Linked DNA regions of Homo sapiens: region 1 is linked to region 2. Evidence: chromatin loops called from intact Hi-C (ENCODE). Cell type or tissue: endothelial cell of umbilical vein. All regions are shown on one strand. Links, peaks and the distances in the headings refer to the core of each region. The heading gives the core; the rest is flanking DNA.

The links. Peaks named below come from ENCODE experiments on the same cell type or tissue, not always from the same donor. Only the 100,000 strongest peaks of a DNase experiment are listed, where the experiment ranks them.
Region 1: a loop joins it to region 2, with 2.2 times the contacts of the local background. A loop is called at or near these places in 2 of 110 quality-filtered maps.

What each region holds. Positions count from the first base shown.
Region 1 is chr4:42,297,121-42,309,864 of GRCh38, forward strand. It overlaps LOC105374428 (a long non-coding RNA gene), which reads right to left. Exons shown (of 2, transcript NR_134668.1): 2 at 1,892-2,191. Among named protein-coding and RNA genes, the nearest start is that of SHISA3, 94 kb to the right of the region's middle. RefSeq lists enhancers at 5,265-5,797, 5,292-5,586, 5,332-5,381. In endothelial cell of umbilical vein, for the core only: a CTCF peak has its summit at 5,491 (motif pointing left); no DNase peak of the experiment used is centred there; H3K27me3 peaks cover 618 bases.
Region 2 is chr4:42,352,828-42,365,571 of GRCh38, forward strand. The region is part of intron 1 of LOC105374428 (a long non-coding RNA gene); the gene reads right to left. Among named protein-coding and RNA genes, the nearest start is that of SHISA3, 38 kb to the right of the region's middle. In endothelial cell of umbilical vein, for the core only: no CTCF peak of the experiment used is centred there; a DNase peak (open chromatin) is centred at 6,984; H3K27me3 peaks cover 171 bases.

The DNA of each region.
Region 1 (12,744 bases), core at 1,749-9,748, 57 kb before region 2:
GAGACCAACCTGGGCAACACAATGAGACCTTGTCTCTCCAGAAAAATTTAAAAATTAGCCAGGCATGGTGGTGCATGCCTGTAGTCCCAGCTACTTGGGTGGCTGAGACAGGAGGATTGCTTGAGCCCGGGAGGTCAACACTCCAGTGAGCTAAGATCGTGCCACTGCACTCCAGCCTGGGTGACAGAGACCCTGTCTCAAAAAAAAAAAAAAAGAAAGAAAAGAAAAGAAATTGGCCAGACTGGGCATGGTGGCTCACACCTGTAATCCCAGCACTTTGGGAGGCTGAGGCAGGTGGATCACCTGAGGTCGGGAGTTCAAGACCAGCCTGACCAACATGGAGAAACCCTGTCTCTACTAAAAATACAAAAATTAGCCAGGCGTGGTGGTGCATGCCTGTAATCCCAGCTACTTGGGAGGCTGAGGCAGGAGAATCGCTTGAACCCAGGAGGTGGAGGTTGCAGCACGCCAAGATTGCACCATTGCACTCCAGCCTGGGCAAAGAGAGCAAAACTCCATTTCAAAAAAAAAAAAAAAAGAAAGAAAATTGACCATAAGGGCTGGGTGCAGTGTCTCATTCCTGTAATCCCAGCACGTTGGGATGCCAAGGTGGGAGGATCTCTTGAGGGCGAGAGTTTGAGGTCAGCCTGGGCAACATCATTAGACCCCGTCTCTACTAAAATAATAATAATAATAATAACAATAATAATAATAAAGAAATCGACCAAAAAAGACAGAGGTTTTGGAGAGTTTTCTAGGTAAAAGGAAGAGTGTGAGTGGATGTACTGTGGAGGGAGAAGATGGTGAATTTGGAGAAGAATAAGCAGTTTGCAAAAGAGACTGTCCAGGAACATGCTGGGAGATTAGCCCACAAGGATGGTCAGAGGCCAATCATGAGGGGGCAGATGTGCTGAGAAATTGGCCATTTGTCCTGTAGCTCTGGGGAACCTTTGGAGATTTAAATGTAAACTCTAAATCAATACATTTAGCATGGATTCACCCTTCCTGGCCTGCAGCCCTTCTCTCCCCCACTGGCATCTCTATTTTTCTGACCTCTCATTTTCTTTCCTGCCTTGGCCACACGCTTTGGGATTTAACTATAGTCTGCCTTTTCACTATGTATCCATCTGCTGTGAAATCTTCCTCTCCCTTTATCTCTTACCAGATGTAAAGCTCTGTGACAGCAAAGATTGTGCCTTGTACTCCTAAAAAATATCTCACTGGGCAACAATTCTAAAGTGTGGCATATGCACCATCTGTGATAAGTGAGGTGATTTTAAGTAGCACACAACAAATATTTTTCTTTTTATATATTCACAGTATTATATGTTTTACAAATATATTTAATATATTTATTTTAATGTGTAATAAGAAAAAAATACAAGTTAACCAAATCTGTGATTTTACTCATGTGTTTATTTAGGATGAACTTTTTATTTTTTATTTTTTTTTAGATGGAGACTTGCTGTGTTGCCCAGGCTGGAGTACAGTGGTGCGATCTTGGCTCACTGCAACCTCCACCTCCCAGGTTCAAGTGATCCTCCTACCTCAGCCTCCTGAGTAGCTGGGATTACAGGTGCATGCCACCATGCTTGGCTGATTTTTGTGTTTTTAGTAAAGACGAGGTTTTACCATGTTGGCTAGGCTGGTGTCAAACTCCTGAGCTCAAGTGATCCACCTGCCTTGGCCTCCCAAAGTGCTAGGATCACAGGCGTGAGCCACCACACCCAGCCAGGATGAAGCTTAAACAGGGTTTAAGTTAAAGAATTAGTTGACTTAGAGAAAAGAATACTCGTGGCCCACAGAATAGAAAAAATTGCATACTAGGTATGCAAATGACTAAAATTTGACATCTTGCATAGGCTTAACAAATAACAGTTGGGAAATTGACTTGATTTTAATTAGTTTATTTTACATGTTCAGGATGTTTTGCCTAAAAGGTAATAGTATAAATCTTGGAAGGAAGCAAGAAGGAATTAAGGGATAAAAGAAAGGAGAGAGAGAAAGAAAAGAGTTGGGAGAGAACAAGTGCCAGTCTTGGGCCTTGCAGTCTGAGGTTTCCATGCTGCTGGATTGGGATATGAGATGAGCTCATAGTTCTGTGTTTCAAGACTCTGAGCCCATCACAAGCAGATCATCAGGTGTCCAGGAAGAGGTTGGGGTTCCATATCCTCACAGATGAGAAGATTACCTGGGTAGGAGGCAGAATTGTATCATCATCTGGTTGTCTTCCCAGAGTCTAGCTTTGTTTTGATATCTTTTTGTCTTCAATGCTTGCTGGGAAAAAAAACTTTTCCTCTCCTATACTGTTGCAATTCTGGTCACCAAAATGTATGTGCTTTCCCTCCACACCATGCAATTCTCCACTTTGTGGAAGACACTGACTGAATTGTCATACAATGTAACTCAATTTGATGCTATTGGCTGGGCATGGTGGCTCATATCCGTAATCCCAGCAGTTCAGGAGGCTGAGGCAGGAGAATTGCTTAAACCTGGGTGTTCAAGAACAGCCTGGGCAACATAGCAAGATCCTGTTTCTACAAAAATTTTTTTAAAAATTAGCCAGGTGTGATGATGTGCACTTGTGGTCCCAGCTACTTGGGAGGCTAAGGTGGCAGAATCGCTTCAACCTGGGGACTTGAGGCTGCAGTGAGCTATGATGGTGCCAGTGCACTCCAGCCTGGGTGACAGAGCAAGACCCTGGCTCAAAAAAAAAAAAAAAAGGAACCAAGAGAAAGGATGCTATCCACCTAGAAATAGTGTCAGATCCCACAGGTTAGGGGCTCAGTCCCACAAGACTGCCCTCACTTCAGACACAAGTCCAAGTTGTTACCTGTGCTTCTTTCTTTCTTTCCTTCCTTCCTTCCTCCCCCTCCCTCCCTCCATCCCTCCCTTCCTTCCTTCCTTCCTCCCCTCCCTCTTTCTTTCTTTTCTTTCTTTCTTTCTTTCTTGCTTTCTTTCTTTTTCTTTCTTTTCTCCTTCCCTCCCTCCCTCCCTTCCTTCCTTTCTTCCTCCCCTCCCTCCTCTTTCTTTCTCCCTCTTTCTTTCTTTCTTTCTTTCTTCTTTCTTTTCCTTCCTTCCTTCCTTCCTTTCTGTCTCTCTCTCTTTCTTTTTTGAGACAGAGTCTCACTCTGTTGCCCAGGCTGGAGTGCAATGGCACAATCTCGGCTCACTGTAACCTCCACCTTCCTGGTTCAAGCAGTTCTCCTTCCTCAGCCTCCCAAGTAGCTGGGATTACAGGCACATGCCACCACGCCAGGCTAATTTTTGTATTTTTAGTAGAGACAGGGTTTCACCATATTGGCCAGGCTGGTCTCTTGGCCAGGCTGGTCTCAAACTCCTGACCTCGTGAATCACCTGCCTCGGCCTCCCAAAGTGCTGGGATTACAGATGTGAGCCACGGTGCCTGGACTGTTACCTGTGTTTCTGACATACTTGCTATAAATCAGGGATCCCCATGACCCCCTCCTAAGTTTTAATCATTTGCTGCCACTGCTCACAGAACTCAGGAAAGTGATTGACTTAGTATTACCCATTTATTATAAAAGGATATGTAGGGGAGTTTTAAATTTTCCTCTATTCTCTGAAGGTTTGATAAGTTGAATCTATGAAAATCAACTGACAATAGACAAATGAACAGGAGAAAAGGCACGCAAATTTATAACATGCATATGCATGGGAGAATCTCAAAGTATGAGATTCAAAAAAGGGCAAGATACTTGAAGCTTAAATAACAGCTTGAACTACAGAAAGAAATCGAAGCTTGGAGGTTCCTGGAGGGTGGTGGTGAAAAACTATTGGACGGTGAGGGGAGAGACTGCATTTTGAATAAAGATTGTCTCATTGTGCAGATAAAATCTCTCAGGTAGCTGCCCTCAGAAGAACAGGTGAAAAGTCTGTCCAGGCGTGGTGTCTTGGGAGATGAGTCCTCTAGTCTCCTGCTGTGTGAATTAATCTTCTCTGGTTAATGTAGAGATCAGGGAGGAGGTTCACGGCAACCACATTCATTCTGGAGGAACTTCCCTTAGTCAGAGACGGAAAATTGCAGAGAAAACACCTCCCTGTGCTTCAAGAGGGCCTCGGGAGGGAAGGAGGGGTGAGAGGCAGGGGATCAGGAGGTCAGAGAGATTCTCCTGTAGTTCAAAGCACTCAGCATGCCAAAACACCATACTTTGGGGCATTGTTTTGTGAGCCCCAACAGATACATCTCAGGACCAGCCAGATGGAAGAGATGAATGGGACAAGTTACAGGGGTAGGGGCACAGCTCTCCCATGCCCTCTCTGGATGCACCACCCTCCACCACCTCCACATGTTCAGCAACCTGTAATTTCTCAGAATCCTGTACTTTTGGGTTTTTATAGAGGCTTCATCACTTAGACATGATTGGTTAAATCACTGGCCATTGGTGATCATCTCAACCTTTAGCTACTCTCTCCTCCTCCGAGGTCTGGGGATGGGGTTGAAAGTTCCAGCCCTCTAATCACATGGTTGATTCCTATCCAACCAGCCCCCATCCCGAAGGAATCCAGGAGCTCCCAGCCATCAGTCTTCTCCTTAGCACACAAATAAACCCTTATTTCTTCCCAGATTCCAAGGGTTTTAGGAGCTGTGTGCCAGGAAAGAGAGAAAGACCAATATATATATATTTCTTATTATATCGCAACATCACAGTGTCTCTTATTATCCCCTGCCCCACAGCACCCGCCCCCCCCTACCCCAACACACACACACACATCCTTCTCAAGGTCATGATCATTCAGGGAGCAAAAGCACCGAGACGAGAGGTTTAACCCCAACTGAAACCAGAACATGTTCACTTCAATGGGTTTCCTCTGGAAGAAGTTCATATTTTAAAGTTTTTAATGTCTGTTTACCCCATTAAACACTTGGTCTTTGGTTAAAGGAATTTTAGGTAATAGTTCAGAGGTGGGAGATATTTGGGAGTTTTGAGAGAAGCAGGACTTAACCTTTGGCTTTGACATCATAGTCAGTATAGGATGACCTGAAGGATAAACACGTTTTGAAGGTCTAGGATGCCCAACAATGATGTCACCCCAGCCTTTTGATTCTCTCCCTTGGTTCCCATGTCCACAAATACAAAGGGTCCTAGGCCCATTTTCACGTGACCTTTTGGGTCAGTCAGACCACACAGGAGACACCTGGCACTCTCAGAGGGTCTAATGGAAAAGGGTTTAGTGACGAGGTTATTTACTGAGAGGAGTGGGGGTATGAAGCTCTCCAGGTTTAGCCACAGTGGGGCTACTGCTTTCCTAGGCCTGAAGAAGCTGAGGTGGGGGATGATGTTACAGAATTGGGAAGGCAGAAGCTGTGGTCATATTAGAATGCAGCCACTGCCAAGATGTGGCCAGGCCGGGAGAAAACAGAGGGCTCAGCACTCCAATGTCTTTTTCTTCCTGTCCTTTGATTTCCCGCCGGTGCCACCCAGTGGTCAAATAAAAATGGAAGCCAAAGACCAGGCAGGCTGGGTGATGCAATCCACAGAGAAGGGGAGAGGAAGAGAAGGGTGGGGAATTGACCTGACAGGCGAAGAGAATAACTGGCTGTCTACTCTCCTCCCATCCAGTTCCTGGAGACCCCCAGCCCCATTCCCTGCTTGAAAATCATGACGCTCGCAGAAAGTCAGATTTGCAGGATATTAAAAAAAGAAAGATAGAAAATAAAGGACACTTTTATACTTTATGCTCTGTAGATTTCAGTGACATTTTTGCACCTTTTGTTTATCTCAAAACAACTTTGTGAAATACATATTATGGAACTAAGTAGGTAAGTGTGTCTTGCTCAAATCACAATGAATGGAATCAGGACTTGACTTGACCCTCATGTCTCTAAGCTTTTCTCTTTCTTTTAGACGAGTGTCTTTCACTGGTCTCAAAGCCTTGGTGAGCCTTGAACCAATTCCGTGGATTATGACCCGCATTTGGAAAATAATGAAATAGAATTGAAGGGAACAGATTGGATGTCACAGTGTATTACCCATAATACAGGTTAATATTGTTTCTTGAAACTTTAACACATATAAATGTGTGTATGTGCTTTTGTGTATTAGGCTGTGATGTACTATATCACAACTATACACATAAAAAATACAACAGGTATTTCTTCCTAAGGTTTCTGTTAAAGAAAGTCCAGGCCAGGCAGAGTGGCTCACGCCTGTAATCCCAGCACTTTGGGAGGCCGAGGCGGGTGGATCTATTGATGTCAGGAGTTCGAGACCAGCCTGGATAACATGGCAAAACCCCGTCTCTACTAAAAATACAAAAAGATTAGCCGGGCATGGTGGCGGGTACCTGTAATCCCAGCTACTCGGGAAGCTGAGGCAGGAGAATCGCTTGAACCCGGGAGGCGGAGATTGCGGTGAGCCAAGATCACACCACTGCACTACAGCCTGGGTGATGAGTGCAGAGTGAGACTCCATCTCCAAAAAAAAAAAAAATAATAAGTCTGAAAGCATTATGTTAGACCACCTTCTCTTTTCACTCTGTTTATTCTTTCATTCATTTCTTCATTCATTCTCATTTATTGAACATCTTTTATGTGCCAGATCCTGAACTCAAACATCGCCAGATTTTGAATTCGGTATCATCATCTCACGCATTTGTTCAGTGCAAATTCTTTCTCCATTCTCCTTACACGCCCTGCTTCACCACTTTCACTTTCCTAAACAATCCATGCCTTCTTTCATCTTGGGGACCTTTGCAAAACTCCACCTATCCTTTTCCCCTCTCTCTGTGAGCTAATTCCTAGTCATCCTTCAGCTATAGAATCCTGCCTCTATCCTCAAAATCTGGCTTTGGTTCTTGAGGCAATTTTTAAATTGGGCTGCAAGTTATTTGACACTCACTCCAAAGAGGTAGAAACTATGTCACGTCTCCTTGATGTGTACTCATGACTACTTCAACCAATAAAGTATGGTGGAAGTGAAATGGTGTGACTTCCAAAGCCAGGTCATCAAAGGTCATGCAGCTTCCACCTTATTTGCTGGAATGCTCACTTTTGGAGCCCTGAGCTGCTGTGTAAGAAATCCAAATACCCAAGGCCACCATGGTAGAGAGGCCATATGTAAGTGCTCTAGGGGACAATTCCAATTAGATCCAGCATTCCAGCCATCTCTGCCAGGGAGCAAGACATGTAACTGGGTTATCTTGTACTCTCCAGACCAGCCCACCCACAAAATGGATGACACTGAGTGACCCCCATTGATGCCACGGTTAACACAAAAATCACCCAGCTGAACCATGCCTGAATTTGTGACCCACAACATTTATGAGATGTAATAAAATTGTTATTGCTTTAAGCCAGTATGTTCTGGGATGGTATTTTGTGTAGCAATAGATAACTGCAACAATTCTCTCTATGTGCTTCCATAGCATTCTGTTTTGTGAAGTTTATTGCATTGGAGCTTAACTTCTAAGATCTACTTGTCTGTGTTTCCTAACAGAAAATATGAAGCCTGAAATGATATTTTGCTGCCAATTGTATTTCTAATATCTAGCATCGGTTCCACACAAAATATGGACTTAATAATTATTTTTTAAAATTTGGGTTCAATTTTTTTAAATTTTGGGAACAGAGCTTATTACAGGTAAGGTGTTCATATGTTTGTGTCTGCCTGGACCGACTGATCTGATGTAATTATTAATAGAGTCCTCTTTCAGTTTCAAAATGTAAAGGATAAATGATACGAGCACTCTAATTAGAGGGGTCCTCGTGGGACCAGGGAAGGATTCTGAGTGATGCCCATCAGATTCATTAGAGTTCGGATTTGTCTCCGGTTGGATAAGAATGTTGAATTTTTAGATGAGCAATTTTAAAGAGTGACTGTTATTACCCTTGTCACCATTATATTTTGATTATATGCTCTATAATTAGATGTTGAAAATGCTAATGCATATTAATACTTGATTGATTTGATTACCCATCATAATTATACTTTGATCACTTTTGATAAATATATTGATTCATTTTTTATTTACTTCACAGTATTCTTTGTATAACTGCTTTGATAATATCTGATTACATCTTAATATTTGATTGCTTTGAGTAGCTCTTGTTTTAACCGTTGGGAAGTTGGATCATATTAGCTATGATGAACCTACTAGTGGTTATGAGGGTAGATTTTACAGTAAAACATACCTGGGTTTGATGTTCCCCATTACTTATACTGTGTGACATTGGGTAGGTCACTTAACCTCTCTGGCCTTTAGTTTCCCCATCTCTAAAATGGAAGATGATAAAAGTTACTCATGAGGGTGCCTGGTGGATTAAATAAGATAATCATGTATTAGTAGGGTATTCTGGCTGGTCCCTAACTGACATTCTAGATAATTCTCATGTGTAGACGGATGATATCCCCTACTCCACCCAAATATCTATTTGCATGAGCTGATACACATTAAGGCTTTTTGTTGATGTTGTTTCAGGAGGGGGCTCAGGGAGAAGGGAGAAGTTGTTCTGGGTAGGGTGCTGATGAAGGGGAGAGGAAGAGAAGAGAAATGAAGGAGAGGCCATGTCGTGGGCTCCATTCTGCCATTCAGGCCACAAGGTCCAGGTGTTCAGAGTACAAGAGGGCCTGGCCAAAGGGACAAGTGGGCTGACATCTGGCCACAGGGTTGCATTTGCTTGGGTGGCATGAGTATCTTTTCTAATTCACACCGAGGAGCCATGAGAGCCGCTCAGAGGTGTCACATGAAAGAAGGACTCAGTTGAGACTCAGTAGAAATGAAAGAGAAGAGAGAGACTGAGCGCAAACCCTGAAGTTCCTATGTGTGTGGAGGGTTTTGTGAGACTCTAGGTACCAGAACAGCAGTTGAGGCCCGGGAGAGCCTCTTTTCCCCTAGTGCTGTAGTTTGTGCCCTGGATCCCACAGTGCTCTGTGGGAGATGGCTGTGCCTGGCGATCAGCCTTCTCATGGGATTTGGGGACATTAGTGTGTGTGTGTGTGTGTGTGTGTGTGTGCACGTGCACATGCTGAGAGGAGAGGAACATGGATGGTATGTGGGTGGCGGTGACCCTTAATTACTGTAATAGCTAGAAATTATAGAGCATTTAGCTCCAGGTACTTTGCCAAACACTTTATACACATTATCATTTTTAATGGTCACAACAACCCTGTGACAATTACCACTAGTACTTTTATTATCCCCAGTCTACAGATGGGAAATAGAGGCAAAGAGAAATTAAGGAACTTCTCCCGATGCTACAGAGAGTAGAGCTGGGATTTGAATCCAGACGGTCAGATGCCAGAGTCGCTACTTTTAGCCATGACGCCATATTTCCTCCTCATCAGGGAAACTGGAACTGTTCCTGACATGGGTGAGCCCCCTACTCCTATCCCTGGGGTCACCGGGAGCGGGGAGGAGCTCAACTGCTGCATAAGCCCATGATCCCCAACTCACTGAAATCTGTGTTAATGGGATACATCACTTCCTCAGCCTAGGGACACTGTGTTTTGGATATAAAGCATACTTGCCCAGGACCTGGCTCTGGCTTAGGACTCAGTAGAGAATTCTATTTTTAGTGTTCTGGATGATTGGCTTAGCAGTTCCTTTCTTGAGTCATGTTTTTACAGATGAGAACACAGAGAACCTCTTAGCCAAGTCAGTGCTCACTTTGACCTTCTGTTGAGCCTGTCCTTGTCTCTGACCCAAACTGAAGTCCACAGTGCAATGGGATGACCTGCCTTCTCTCCAGCTGGGGGGAGACTCAGGTGTGGGTAATGGTCCCCTGGCACTGGGCCACTGGAGAAGGAAGGCTATTAGCTGCCCATCTGCCGGCTGCTGTCACTGGCTGCTGTCCAAATGACCCACAAGCCCTGGGAACGTTCAATGACCAGACACAGCCATGTGCTCCTGGAACACCGGAGCGACCACCCCATACTGAAAGGACACCTTTCCAGAATCCCATATGAGTCCCCACACATTAGCAAGCCTCTTCTCTTAATCCTTCCTTCCTTTGCAGAAAACCGATGTACCTACATCTCATCCCTGAAACTGTGAGATATTATCTTTTCTTTTCCATCCCTCTATTTTATAACTTTTTGAGTATAGTACAGTAATATTTTTAATATGTTAGGGATTTCCAAAATTGAGATGTTACTTTTTTCATATATATATATATAAAGTTACATTTTTTGGTCATGCATGGATTTAAAAAAAAATCCTTCGAGGAAATAAAGTAAAATGCTAACAAGTCTGTGGGTGATGCGATTATGGGTTAATTTAATTTTCTTCTCTGTACTTCGCAGTAAGAATGTTCTGTTTTTAATGATATGAAAGGAAGTAGATTTTGTTTGTATGGGTTTTTTTTTTAGATTAGTTGCCTCTTTCAATATTTTTATTCTATCTAGTGCAAACTATAGTGCAACTTTATTTCAAGTAGGCATGGTATTTTTTTTTTTACTCCATTTTGCTCCCTAAAATTTCTCTAGGATGGATCTGTTCTGCTAAGGAGTAAGTGGACTAGAAACCAAAAGTACAGACTCAGGCAACTTCTCATACAGATGGAAAGAGCTTTGAACCAAGAGTCAGAAGGGTGAGTCCTCCTTCTGGCTCCACCAAACATTGAGCTCCTTGGTCTTTTTTTTTTTTTTTTTGAGACAGAGTCACACTCTGTCACCCAGGCTGGAGTTCAGTGGCGCGATCTCGGCTCACTGCAACCTCTGCCTCCCGGGTTCAAGCGTTTCTCCTGCCTCAGTCTCCCAAGTAGCTGGGATTGCAGGCGCGTGCCACCACGCCTGGCTAATTCTTGTATTTTTAGTAGAGATGGGGTTTCACCATGTTGGCCAGGCTGAACTCAAACTCCTGACCTCAAGCGATCCACCCACCTCGGCCTCCCAAAGTGCTGGGATTACAGGTGTGAGCCACCGTACCTGGCAGTCTTTTCATTGGTAAAGCCACTTAGACTCCATGGCCTCTGCCATCTCTTCCAGGCCTGAACCTCAGTGAATCTTTGCTGTCTTGTGGAAATCAGCTGGAAAATAGGGCAACAATTAGCCTACAGCTGACTTTGTTAGAATATAACGATTTAAATACTTGAAGATCCTGGTAGTTCAAATTAAGTATGAGAATGGTTCTTCTGGTGCTGAGCAAAGGAAGAAAACTGAAGTAGTAGCAATCTGGCTGGCTTTTCCTGGAACTGTACTTGACGTGTTTTTTTTTTTTTTGAGGTGGGGTCTCACTCTGTCACCCACGCTGGAGTGCAGTGGCACAATCATAGCTCACTGCAGCCTTGACATCCTGGGCTCAGATTTCTCTCTCCTCTTTTTATGTACACATATATGTATGTATGTATGTACACATACATACATATATTTATATATGTAAATTTTTCTGAACTATTTGGGAATAAGTTGCATACATCCAAAGCTGTTGCCCTGGCACTCAGTGCAGTCCAGTCCTGGCCTGGATGTCCCTCAAGCCTGGTGCCACATCTTCCCTCCCATCACTCCCACTGCCACCAGCACACCCTCAGACTCAGACCTAGCGTTTTTCCTCTCATCAGAAAGCCCTCCCTCTACCCACGCAGACCAGAACTCCACTGTACGTGCCCTTCCTTGGGTGTTAAAAAGAAGAGTATTTAATTTGATTGGCTCACTTGGGAGAAGAGGCCAGCTCCCGACTAGAGTGCAGTGGTGCGATCATAGCTCACTGCAACCTCAAACTCCCACCTCAGCCTCTCAAGTAGTTGGCACTACAGGCATGCGCCACCACACCTGGTTTTTTTTGTTTTTGTTTTTGTAGAGACCGATTTTCGTCATGTTGCCCAGGCTGGTCTTGAACTCCTAGACTCAAGCGATCTGTCCGCCTTTGTCTCCCAAAGTGCTGGGATTACACAGGTGAGCCACCATGCCTGGCCTACTTGGTTTTTTTTTTTTTTTTTGAGTTGGAGTCTTGCTCTGTTGCCCAGGCTGGAGTGCAGTGGCACAATCTTGGTTCACTGCAACCTCCGCTTGCTGGGTTCAAGTGATTCTCATGCCTCAGCCTCCTGAGTTGCTGGGATTACAGGTACCTGCCACCATGCCCGGCTAATTTTCATAGTTTTAGTGGAGATGGGATTTCACCATGTTGACCAGGCTGGTCTCTAACTCCTGACCTCAAGCGATCCGCTTGCCTTGCCTCGGCCTCCCAAAGTTCTGGGCTTACAGGTGTGAGCCGCCGTGCCCAGTCTAATTGGCATATTTGTAGAGAAGAACCCACATGGGATAGGAAGGAAAGAAGATGGTCTAGTGTCTACTACTAGTGTCTACAAGCCCATCCCATGTGGTCAATGGATGGGACACAAAAAATCAAAAACACGAAGAGGAAGCCAGAAATGTCTCCCAGCTGGGGAGAGTATAAAGCGTCATAGGCCCCTTTTCCCATTCATGGGGCTGTGTGGTAGGAACGCAACAGCAGCCTCCATGTATTCTGTGACAGTTAATTCATCAATTTTGTTTTCCTTTAGTTAAACTGTAAGTTTAAGGTAAATATTGATATTTTCTAAGATATAAAAGCAGTCACTCATCACAATGCATTTCAACAAAACCAAACAGTTTGGTGATCGAGACTCACAGAGATTTCTCCTAATTGGATAAAAAGATGAGGCCTGTGCTTTTTCATTTGCTTGATTAATTACTGCTCTGAAACCCTTGAAAACAGACATGGTCTGTAAGTGGTATCTGTTGTTTAATCGAGGACAGATGTTTTTGAAAACCTTTTAAATAGGCCTAGAGAGTTATTGACTCT
Region 2 (12,744 bases), core at 2,620-10,619:
TGCCCGCTTCCTGTACTTCCTGCTTGGAACTGGAGGTCCAGCAGCCATCTTGGATCACAAGGTCTAAGGCTGAAGGTGAGAGAGCAGAGAGATTGAAGGAGCCTCGGCCCCTAATAATGTGGTGCTGCCCCATCAGCCTGGCACCTCCTTCCTCCAATTTCTTTAGAAAAGAAATAAATGTCTCTCTTTAAGCCACTGTGGGGCTTTATGCTATATGCAGTTGAACCCAATTCTAACACATCTTATAAATACAATACTCTGAAAAAAACTTAAGCTATAAAAGCCTATTCTAGCAACATATGGTAAAGATGGGGTATCACTCTCCAGATTGAGGCATAAACCCAGGAGGAAAGGCTAGGGGAACAACAGATGGAAAGATCAGTGGCGAGATCTCTGGTGAGACCAGAGATACAGGGTCATTCTCAGATATTCATCCAAGATGAACTCTTTATGGGCTAACTCCATAAAGAAAACACGGATTACTTCTCACCATCCTCTGGACTTTGTGTATATCAGCTAATAATAAGAATTTGTTTCTAGTAATGGAGCATACCTACAAATACAACTAAAGGGCCAAGTATTTTTATAATATCTGTATTTTCTTATGCATATACTCCTATGCTAGGGATTGTGATAGAGAAATAAAGATGAATATTTTAAAGTAGCTACCTTTCAGAAACTCAAGATTTAAAAAAATGGCTGAAAGAGAAGACTTTGAATGCTCACAGCACAAAGAAGTGATAAATGTTTGCAGTGATGGTATGCCAATTACCCTGGTGTGATCATTACACATTGTATCTATGTATTAAATATCACTCGGTACCCCATAAATATGTAAAATTATTACATACCAATTAAAATAGTAACAAAAATTACAAATGTTCAATAAGGGGAAAACCATTGTCTTTTGCAGCTGTTCAGAGACTTGGCCTCAAGAATATTTAACATTAATTTTTTTCTTTTTTATTCTAGGCTAAGGGCAGTGCCCCATCTTGCTAAGGTTGGCATGATGCCTCCAGGGTTTCCTGTGCATGGGTTATGGATCATTTATTTTTTGTTTAACCAAAGTGGTTTGCGTTGAGCTATCTATATTAGACACCTGATTCAATTTGAGTAAATTCCTTTCACTAAAAAAAGATCCAGGCATTGTTTCACTCTGTCCTGTGTTTTCCTTGGGGTAACTTCTTCTGGGTCTGACCTTAGAAATAGTCCTCTCTGGAACTCTTGATGAGTAGGGTTTGGAATCAAAGCAGGGAAGAGTTACTCAGAGCAACTTCGTGGACTGGGTCATTCTGGAGAGGATAGTTCATTCATTCATTCATACATTCACTCACTAAATGGATGTTTATTAAGTACCTATCATGCACCAGGTATTATCCCTGGAGCTATGGTTTCTACTGGTAAGGCCTGGTCCCTACCCACTTTGCTCACAATCAGAATGGAAGACAGACCAGAAGAAAAACCAAAGGCAAACAGAAAGGGAAATCAAGACCCAGAAAGTAAAGGAGACAATTACACATTGTGACATGAGCTGTGAAGGAAACAAACAGGATACTTACAGAGAAAAACCAGGGTAGTGGGTACAGACCTTCCTTAGAAAGCCTCTAAGAGGAGGCAAAATTTGAGCTGAAGCTTAAAGGTTAAGAAGGAGGCAGCCAGGCTGAGAGCCAGCAGTGAGGTGTCCTGGTAGAAAGAACAGGGTGCTCAGAGGCTGGGAAAGGGTTGCAAGTTTCAGGAAGGGAAGGAAAGACAGTGTGAGGGACAATGGGGAGAAGGTGATGGGGCAGCATCTGAGGATTAAGGATTGGGCCGTCTCAGGGCAGAGGGGCTGCTGTGCAAGCCGTTAAATTGCCTGAGGATCTAGAGTTGGAATAGCTTCTCTTTCTCTAGCAACCTGTACTTCTCCCTTTGAGTCTTGTTTTAGATACACTTATTATAAGTCACTGAAAGATCTTCAAGTGCACACATGGGGAGACAAAGGATGAAAAAGAAAATTAGAGATGAGGAGAGAAGGCGGGCAAGAATAATTGGAAGCAGAGGGGCATATGGCTTCTTTGTCTTAGAGAAATCACAAGCACAGCCCTTTGAAGGTAGACACAGAGTTATAAATCTCATTTTATTATTTTACTTTCTTAAAGCTCAATTTGTAAAGTAAGCAATTAAAACGTTCAAATTAAAAAGCCAAAGTAAATCACAATTATGAGTCAGCTCTTAATCTACTTAGATTTCTTTTCCTCTCTCAAAATGAAGAATTACATTTCATGTCAACTTCCACTAAAATCCCAGCAATGAAATTGTTTTCCATGGAATGAAGGCAGGGAGGGGTCTTGTCACATAATGTCCCCTCAGCCAGAGTCCTGAAAAGATCATGTATGGAACAGTCCAATTGTTCATATTGGCATACATTTATACAAGAGTTTTCAAATTAATTATAAGAGTAGAAGACAAAAAAAAAAAAAAATCAAGAAAAGGGCATCTCCTTACTCTGGCCAGGACAAGATGTCAATCTTGTGATTCATCCAATCTGTAAACCTCATTAGAGGTTTTAATAGGGTGAGTTCCGATTGCCAGGGGCAGATGAGAGGTTCAGGTAGAAGAAGATTTTACCAATGGTCCAGGAGGAAAGGGGAGCAGGGTTTCTTTCAGTTACTCACCAATCAGATGCATGTATAAGAGGAAAGTTATAAGCTGTAATCTCCACTGTGGTTGCTGACATTAGATGGCTGGGCTCAGGAAGGAGCCGCGTGACTTTCTTTATATGTTTTTTTTTCACCAGCAACAAGCCGGATTTGAGCTGGCCATTACAGTCCAGTCACCTAAAGATCCCTGTGACTTAATTTCCAAATGCCCTTTTAATCAAGCCAAACTCTCAAATGCTGCAAATTTAGACTGTATTGTCTTCCTCTCTACTGTTCTAATTACACTGTTTTAATTAGATTTCTCCCATCTTATAGCATGTAGCCTGGGACTCAGATTTAATTTGATTTATTAAAATAATGTGATGTTGGAGGAAATTCTCAGCTGTTTCATGAGGTTTGTTTGTCTGTAGAAGGTTCACTCTGAAGTCTGCACAGCAGAGTATGTTTCCTTTCATTCTTTCCTCATAAGCACAGGTTATGTAGCTCCCTGCCCCAGCTTCATCAGGGGAAACCTGAATGGAAGCCAGTGTGAGAAGAGTGGGGAGGAGGGTTGAAGGAAAATAGAAAAAGCCAGGGATGGAGGAGGAGAGCCAAAAGACCTAAGGGACTACAGAGGGAGGAGGAGAGTGAAGGAAACCAGAAGGACAAGGATAAAAACAAAGAAATGAGTCAAGACCTCTTCGATCATCTTCTGAATTTTGTGTTCAGGCATCTCATAGGAAGATTCCGATGCTTGGGAAGCTAATTTTGGCAGAAGTATGCAGGTTTTATTAGAGGAAGAACTAATTGGATGTCCACATGCAAAAAAAAAAAAGAACCTTGGCTCATATGTCTCACTTTATACAAAAATTAACTCAAAATGGATCATAGACCTGAAGGTAAAACTTAAAACTATACAACTTCTAGGAAAAACAAATAAGAACAAGCTTTTGTGGCCTTGTGTTATGCAAATTGTTTCTTATCTATGACACCAAAAATAAGATCCATAAAAGAAAAAAATTGATACATTGGACTTTGTCAAAATAAAACATTTCTGCTCCACAGAAGTCACTAAAAGAAAGTAAAGAAAAGCCACAGGATTTGAGGAAGTATTTGCAAACACATACCTGGCAAAAGATTTGTATCTATCACATATACAAATTTCTCAAAACTCTATAATAAAGAGACAAGCAACTGAATTTAAAAAATGAGTAAAAGACTGAACAGACATTTCCCCAAAGGAGATAAACATGAATAGTAAATAAGCATCTATGAAAAGACACCATTTTTACTCACTAGAGTTATGTAAATTAAAACCAAATTGAGGCTGGCCACGGTGGCTCATACCTGTAATTCCAGCACTTTGGGAGGCCGAGGCGGGCAAATCACCAGAGCCCAGGAGTTGGAGACCAGCCAGGGCAACATAGGGAAACTGATGTTTTATATTTTTTCTACAAAAAGTACAAAAATTAGCCAGGCATGGTGGCGCACTCCTATAGTCCCAGCTACTAGGGAGGCTTAGATGGGAGGATCGCTTGAGCCTGGGAGTTTGAGGCTGCAATGAGCTGTGAGCATGCTACTGCACTCTAGCTTAGGTGACAGAGCAAGACTCCGTCTCAAAAAACAAAACAAAATAAAACATTAAAACCAAAGTGAGATACTACTACATATCTATTAGAATGGGAAGGCAGGCAGACAAAGAAGACAGAAAGAAGAAAGAGAGAGAGAGAAAGGAAGGAAGGAAAAGAAAAGAAAGAAAGAGAGAAAGAAAGAAAAAAGAAAGATAAAGAAAGGAGAGAGAGGGAGGGAGAGGAGAGGGGGAGGGAGGGAGGCGGGCAGGGAAGGAAAGGGAAGGGGAGGGAGGGGAGAAGAAGGGAGAGGAGGGGAAGGAGAGGAGAAAGGAAGAAAGGAAAGAAGAAAGAAAGGAAGGAAGGGAAAGAAAGAAGAAAGAAATGAAAGAGAGAGAGAGGGAGGGATGGGGAGAGAGAGAGAAGAAGGAAGGAAGGAAGGACGGACTGACTGCTGGTGAAGATACCTTTGTGGTGGGAATGTACACCACAAACATACCACAAAATGGTACAGTCATTTTGGAGAACAGTTGTCAGTTTCTGTTTTAGAAGGAGAGAGATGTGGCAGGGCACGGCGGCTCATGCCTATAATCTCAGCACTTTGGGAGGCTGAAGCGGGCAGATCACCTGAGGTCAGGAGTTCAAGACCAGCCTGTGACCAACATGGTGAAGTCCCATCTCTACTAAAAATACAAAAAATTAACCGGGTGTGGTGGCACATGCCTGTAATCCTAGCTATTCGGGAGGCTGAGGCAGGAGAATCGCTTGAACCTGGGAGGCGGAGGTTGCAGTGAGCCGAGATAACGCCATTGCACTCCAGCCTGGGCAACAAAAGTGAAACCTCATCTCAAAAAAAAAAAAAAAAGAAAGAAAAAGAAAAGAAAAAGATCAAAAGGAGAGAGATGTGGCGAGGCATTAAGCCCCGTTGTACAACTGCAGGAATAATAGATGGCTAAGGAAGTGATAAATAGAGAAGACACACAGATGCAAGAACTGACAGGACTTATTAGCTGGTTAGTTGTTATTGATGATGAAAGAAAGAAATATGGGTTAGATTAAATGATTGATTGTTCACCAAATATTCACTCTTTTCCTTCTTTTTCACTTCATGGGGGTAAAGGGGCAAAGTGCCATTGATCCTGGGCTTGACCTTGTAACTGGCTCTAAAAAGGAGGCTTTGAAAACCATGCCAAATGTCTACCCACATTTCTGAAGCTTCCACCCTCTGCCATGAGAAGAGCCTGCTCCCAGTAGCCATATTCCTTCACCCTGGGTCCAAGAATGAAGATCTAAGTTGAAGACTCAAACTCAACATGAAGCCCTGCCTCCTCTACCCCATTCCAGATGAGGCCAGCTGAGCTGCAACTCATTGACAGACCCATAAATATGAAATCAATGCTTGTTGTAAGCTGTTGAAATTTGGAGATGTTCATTAGAAAGATTATTACAGAAGAAATCTAATACACAAAAATTGAGATGAAGCATTACAACTTGGATGGCTGGGAGAATGAAGGACTAATTAGAAAGAGGGAAAAAGTTGGGAAAGAGAGGAACAGAGCACCTTTGGGGGACAAAGAAGTGCAGCATGTTTTTGTTCTGCTTTGTTTGCTTTGCTTTACAAATAATTTGATAGAATTCTCAAGTTCTACTGAGCTTTCAGCTCTTTGAGAGAAATGGTATATTTTGATCATCACTTCAGGGCTGAGCATAGTACCTGGCACCTCATAGACATGCAATAAATATTTGCAAAATAAGTGGATAAGTGAAATATGAGATGATAACAGGGTATTCAGGAGGAAATTCTCTAAACAAAAATGTGAATCAGAACTCAGGTGGGAGAACAAAACTTAGAGATAATGGAATCAATCAGTATAGAGGTGATGGGTAAACCTGTAGGAGGCCATGCATTCTGGAGGGAAAAGTGTAGGGACAGAGGAATAAAAGGCTAAGACAGGCTTTTGGGGTGGCCTAGGGCTAGAGGATGGGAGAATGAAGAGGGGATCTGTGGAGGAGACAGAAAAAAAATGATTGAAGAGGGAGGAGGAGAGCTAGGACCTCGTAGGATCATGGAAGCTAAGGGAGGAAAGGGCTTCCAGAAGGGGTGAAGGATCAATAGTATCAATTGCAGTAGAGAGGTCAAAAAGAATGAGTTAGAGGAAAACACCTAGAATTTCTCCCAAAAGGAAGTCATTGGTGAACTTAGAGAGAGATGCTTTCTTCCATGTTTGAAATATCTATTAACATCTAACAAAAAATATATACAGATATTTGAATCAGGATACAGAAATCAATCAATGTAAAGGCAGGTGACGGCTGATTGAAGGCATCAAACATAACTGAGAGCAAACTTTGGCTTTTAGTGTCATTGTCAAGAAAATGTCCTATGGAACTGGATGGGCAAAAATCACCTTAGAAATAGAAAAAAAATTGACACTGTCACTTCACTCTAATGCTCTGTATTGTTTCTTTTTTCATTCTTTTCTCTGTGGTAGCAAATAAAACAGATGCAGAGAATTCTAGCAGAGAAAACATATATTTCCTTCTAAGTGAAGTATTTGGAAAGCTGAGGCCATCTAGACTAGGTTAGAATTGCCTTAATTCATAACAGCAGCAGCCTCATAAATAATAGCTGGATATCAAGAAGAACCTCTGACATGAACTAGAACTTAGATAACAAGCTGATAGTACAGAAATAAAACTTGTTAGTAAAAGTGAACTTGGGGTTCCATTTTAAAACCGGGATTATTTACTTGGCCAAATGAGGTAATTAACCAAAGAATGATTAAGGAGTCTAAGGAATTAATTTATTTGATAGTAAGAAGACAAGGTTCACTGAGCTTAGTGATAGATGTTAAAGAAGCGATAAGAACGCCCTGTGTTTGCAAGCAAACCGAAACCAAACTGTCTCAGTGAGCTGCTAACTTCAGATATACAAGCAGAAGACTCTGAGAAAGGACTTCGCTGAAACAACAGTGAGAAATTCTACAGCATAAGAAATACTGCAGGGAGAAAGGGAGTTGGAAATAGTGATAGTTTAAAGTTCAATTAAAATGAAATTATTAGTAACTTAATGGTAATAGGGAAGGAAACAAAACAGTAACTCCTTAAAAAGGATTGACCAAAATATCCCAGAAGAGCAATATAAAATGCCCATTTGTTTTTGGTTTCTTATCATTATAAATGATGGACTATCAAAGCAACAGCAAACCCATTAATCAAGACTGTAAACAATTAAAATCTTTTTCCAGATCCGGGAAAGCATCAGAATTATCAAGACAGTGCCAAAAAAAGGAACATAAATTTCAGCCAGCCCTTTGGATCTGGGAAGTGTTTAGGCTACCCAGCCAAAAAGTCAGAGAGCAAACAGTCTAAACTAAGCTGATAACAACTGATCATTAATTAGAACTGAAGCCAACTATCTCAGTTTAGAGAAATATCTTGGCTACTCTGCTAAGAGCCAGAAAGCCAAAGGTCCAAGTTGGGTTCATTATCATTAATCATAGGCAAAGCCACTGCCCAAAAAAGCCCCTATTAGTGAAGGGGCGTCTTTGAGAAGAAGCAGCCCCAAGAGAAGCTGGCAGGGATGCTCCTGGGGAAAGTGAACAGAAGATGGGGGCCCTGCCCACTGTGTTTGGAGGCCTGAACTCAAGGCTCAAGTCCCTGGAATTAATCACATAGAACAAATTCTAGCATTAGAGGACAAGCTGATCATCTGGTAACTTGCTTTTACTGCAAAGACTTTTTCAAAAATGAGATTTTGGTCTTGGAATCCCATTGAAGTAGGAGGAAGAAGGTACAGTACAGGTAGAGCAAGGGAGAAATAATGGAGATGATTTGGATAAAAGGTGTCCAAAGGGAAATTAAATGCTGATAGCACCAAAAGTCAGTCACCAAATGGAAATAGGAAAAATGACAGTGAGTGATCGTGGGAAGTGACGACATAGGGATAGTTTTGAGGGGATTTAAGAATTGGATGCCATTTACAAGTTCATGCATACTCATATTTAAATGCACGTCCACATCCGTAAGAAAACTCTTTTTCTATGTAATTGGAGAAAGCACTAAGTGCCTTTTCATGCAGGTATCTATTTTCCTTATAATAATACTGTACTTCATGGGTTCTAGGCTGCATACTACTTTCACATTTTAGTATCTGAAGTCAGAATGTACCTTAAAATCAATAGTTTGTCATAGTATAATTGGGGTGTTTTTATTATTGATACCTAAAACAGTGATGCTTCTTACCATTGTTGCCATTTAGATGTGATGTAGTTCACAAATATTTCTCACTTATTCAGTAGTTATGCTGTGTTTCACTGAGTGGTCAGTCTGCGCTTTAGCAGAGAAAGTGGGTGAGGCCAAGGTCGAAAGGCAGATCAGTACCAACCAGGGAAGAGACCAGTGCATGATTCAGGTTGCTGAGAACTGACAACATGCAAACCAGGCTCAATTAGTATAGCATTTACTTACAGCAAGAGGAAAGAGGCTGTGCACAAGATCCAGCCCCTTGCAATGCTTTGGTCCCCCGTGGCTAGCAGATATGTTCTGCAGCCAACTTCAACTTCATGCTGCAGTAGAAGGACCGAAACGCTTGTCCCCTGTGGTCTGAAATACAGAAAGCTGGGTGCATGCCGGAGGGCCACTGAAGCATGCGTAGCTAAGCAGTTCCAGGAGAGGTTTGCATGTGCCGAACGCAGCAGGAACCGGCCACACTGGCTGTGCTCTGAGCTCTTTGCATGTAATGCTATTTGTGCACCTGCCAGCACATCCTGTATTGAGTACAAGATTCTTCTTGGAGACAGAGGGGAGGCACCCAGCTGCTCTTGGACCCTTCCCTCACACTATACACATATTTTGTGCTAACTCTTCATTAAAGCCTTATAACAACACAGGGCAAGTTTGGCTCTATAGTAGTTTTCTCCATTTCATAAATGAGGAAACTGAGGTTTCAACATGGTAAATAACCTGCCCAAGGTCGCGCTGCTAATAAGTGAGATGGCCAGGTCCTGAACGCAGGTCCATACATCTTCAGAGCCTGTGCACTTAACCAGGATGCTTACACTACCCTGCCTCTTCCAAGAAGATGGTCTTTGGAGAAGAAAGAGTATTGATAATTTACTCGGACAGGGTAGGTGTAGAAGAGGTGGAAGAGAATGGAGAAAATTCTTTTTAAGTAAGAGAAATACTCCAGGTAAGCAGCCTCTCACCCTTGTGGTTTGATGCCATCTATAATTGAAGGTGTTCATTCCAGGAAGATGGCTTTGTGAATGGTGAGACTGGTGTCTCCAAGCCTGCTCCTTCTATATCCTTGCATACAGGCCTCAGAAACCTGAATGAGTAAGATATTTAGTCCCTGGGGTTCAGATAGTGTGCAAGAAACCTGTACCACTTCACCACTGCTGAAAGATGCACGTTGTATTCCTGGAAGAGTTGATTAAACTTCTCAGTGTCTTAATCATCTAAAGAAGGAATCACACAAATACTATATTCAAACCTGAACTCTGGACTCTGTACATATGCATGTGGAGTATGTGTGTGTGTGTGTGTGTGTGCATGTGCATGTGTATGTGTGTGTATGTGGAGTATGTGTGTATATGTGGAATATGTGTGTATGTGGCGTGTGTGTATGTGGTGTGTGTGTTCAGAGATACATACCATTTTAAAAGCTGTAAAACATAATTACTTGGGTAAGTTTTGAACATGTGTGATATTTCAGAAATACCACTCTGATAGATCTAGGGCATGTTTACATATTTTTAAGCACACTAGGATAATTTCCATTCAAAAACGTGTATTTTATTCCCAAATGCTATGTAAATGGTAATTTTGAATGCATAAGTACATTTTTGGTTAAAGAGAACATCGTCATCACTTAATATATTACTGGAGATATACACAGATGTTGTTTATGCTTATGATTTATGTAAATTGCCTTTCAGTGGGGAAGAAATGTATACATGAGGTTTAAACTTGTTATTTCTTATATATTTAGTGTATGTAGTTTGTTTATATTTCACAGAAAGCAAATACAGAAAAGCAATAGAAATCAGCATATTGTACCAAGCTTTCTGACAATTTTGAATTAAATGCCCCGAATTTGTTAACTTTCAGAAATGCTGAAAAATTAAAAGAGACAATTTAAGAAGGGTGTATTTTCCCATCGTGCTCTGTGTACACCAGTTTCAGTAGTAAACTCATCTTTTTTATGTTCCCTGAGGGCACAGGCATTCGCAGCATCCTTCCTTTGCTCATGATGACTCTTCAGACCCCATGCCCATCTCAGAATATGCTTCATGGGGCCTTGTTCAATCCTACTTCTATTAGTATCCTGTGGCTGCTGTAACAAGTTACCACAAACCCAGTGGCTTAAAACAACAAAAATGTATTCTCTCACAGTTCTGGAGGCCAGAAATCTGAAATCCTTTTCACTGGGCTGAATCAAGAGGTCAGAAGGGCTGTGTTCTCTCTGGAGGCTTAGTGGAGAATCTGTTCCTTTGCTTTTTCCAACTGCTGGTGGCTGTCAGCCATCCTTGGCTTGTGGCTGCACCACTCCAATCTCTGCCTCCATGGTCACCTTGCCTCCTCCTCTTCTGTCTGTATCATCTATCTCTCCCTGTCTCTTATAGGACAGTTGTGATTAGAATTAGAGCCCACCCAGATAATCCAGGATAATCTCTCAATGTTAGGATCCTTGCTATGGACTGAATGTTTGTGTCTCCCCCAAATTCATATGTTGAAACCCAATCCCCAGTGTAACGGTATTTGGGGTGGGGCCTTTGGAAATAATTAGGGTTAGATGACGTCATGAAGATGGGTGCCTCATGATGGGATTAGTGCTCTTATAAAGAGAGAAAGAGACGGGAGATCTCTCTCCACCACCTGAGGATAAATCAAGAAGGCAGCCATCTGCAAACCAGGAAGAGGGCCCTTACCAGACACCAATTCTACTAGCACCTTGATCTTGGACCTCCCAACCCCTAAACCTGTGAGAAATAGATGTTTGTTGTTTAAGCCACCCAGTTTATGGTATTTTGTTACAGCAGCCCAAACTGAGTAACACAATCCTTGATCTCATCTGCAAAAGCCTTTTTCCTTTATAAGGTAAAGGGTAAAGTTTATAGGAATTAGGACCTGATGTCTTTGGGTGGTCATTTTTCAGCCTACTATACTACCATTCTCCTAACCCACCTCAAGTCTCAGCTTTTCCATGAAGTAGGAAAATGGAGACAGTCCTGAACTAGGAATCAGGGAGCTAGCCTCCAGTTTTGACTTAGAACTAACTTGCTTTTTTACCCTGGGCTGTCACTTCTTTGGACCTCAGTTTCCTTGATGTAAAACAGGTGAGTCAGATGCAACTTTGTCAATAAGGCTGCCAGAACAGTTTGGGTGGGAAAATTCTTTGCTCTGAAGGACTTCAATATCATTAGCATATCTGGCCCTAAATGCCTGGTCAAGATGAAAACCCTCACCCACACTTCACAGAGAGAGCCACTGAAATAGAACATCTCTCAGATGCCTTTAAAACAGAATACTATTTAAAACAGAATACTATATTTATGAATAAGAGTCTCCCCAGTTTAGAAGTAATGCATGTCATGCCAGTTAAATAAATATTGAAAAACAGTTTTGAGTACCAACAAGAAAGAAAATAACCCAAGATAATTGCTGCCAGCATTTTGATATTATCCCTCCAGTCTCTCTCTCTTCTTTCTTTCTCTTTCCTCCTTCCTTCCTTTCTCTCTTTCTTTCTTTCCCCTTCCTTCCTCTCTTTTCTTTCTTTCTCTTTCTTTCTTTCTTTTTTCTTCCTTCCTTTCTCTTTCTTTCTCTTTTTCTTTCTTTTCTTTCTCCTCCTTCCTTCCTCTTTCTCTTTCTTTCTTTTTCTTTTTTCCTTCCTTCCTTCCTCTTTCTCTTTCCCTCCCTCTCTCTCTCTCTTTTTCCCCTTCCTTCCTTCCTTCCTCCCTCCCCTCCCCTCCACTTCCCTCTTCTCCCCTCCCTCTCCTCTTCTCCTTTCTTTTTCTTTCTTTCTTTTTTTTTTTTCTTTTTTTCTTTTTTTGAGACAGGATCTCGCTCTGTCACCCAGGCTGGAGTGCAATGGCAGGATCTTGGCTCACTACAGCTTTGACTTTCCGGACTCAAGCAATCTGCTTGCCTTGGCCTCCCAAGTGGCTAGGACTAAAGGTGTGTACCACCACGGCCAGTTAATTTTGTATTTTTTGTAGAGACGGTTTCGCCATGTTGCCCAGCCTGGTCTCGAATTTCTGGGTTCAAGCAATCCACCCACCTCGGCCTCCCAAAGTGCTGGGATTACAGGCGTGAGCCACTGTGCTGGACTTTCATGCATCTCTATACATTTTAAAATTCAAATTGGATCTCACCATACATTCCGTTTCATCATTTCCTTGTTATTCTAAATAATACACTATTGATATTCCTTCATATTATGAAATATTCTTCTATGAGTTGATTTTTAAATGAAATTTAGTATTTCACATGGGTCACTGATAAAAACACCGTGAGTCACACCACTCTGACCCCTGTAAATACAGTGTATCTTTTTC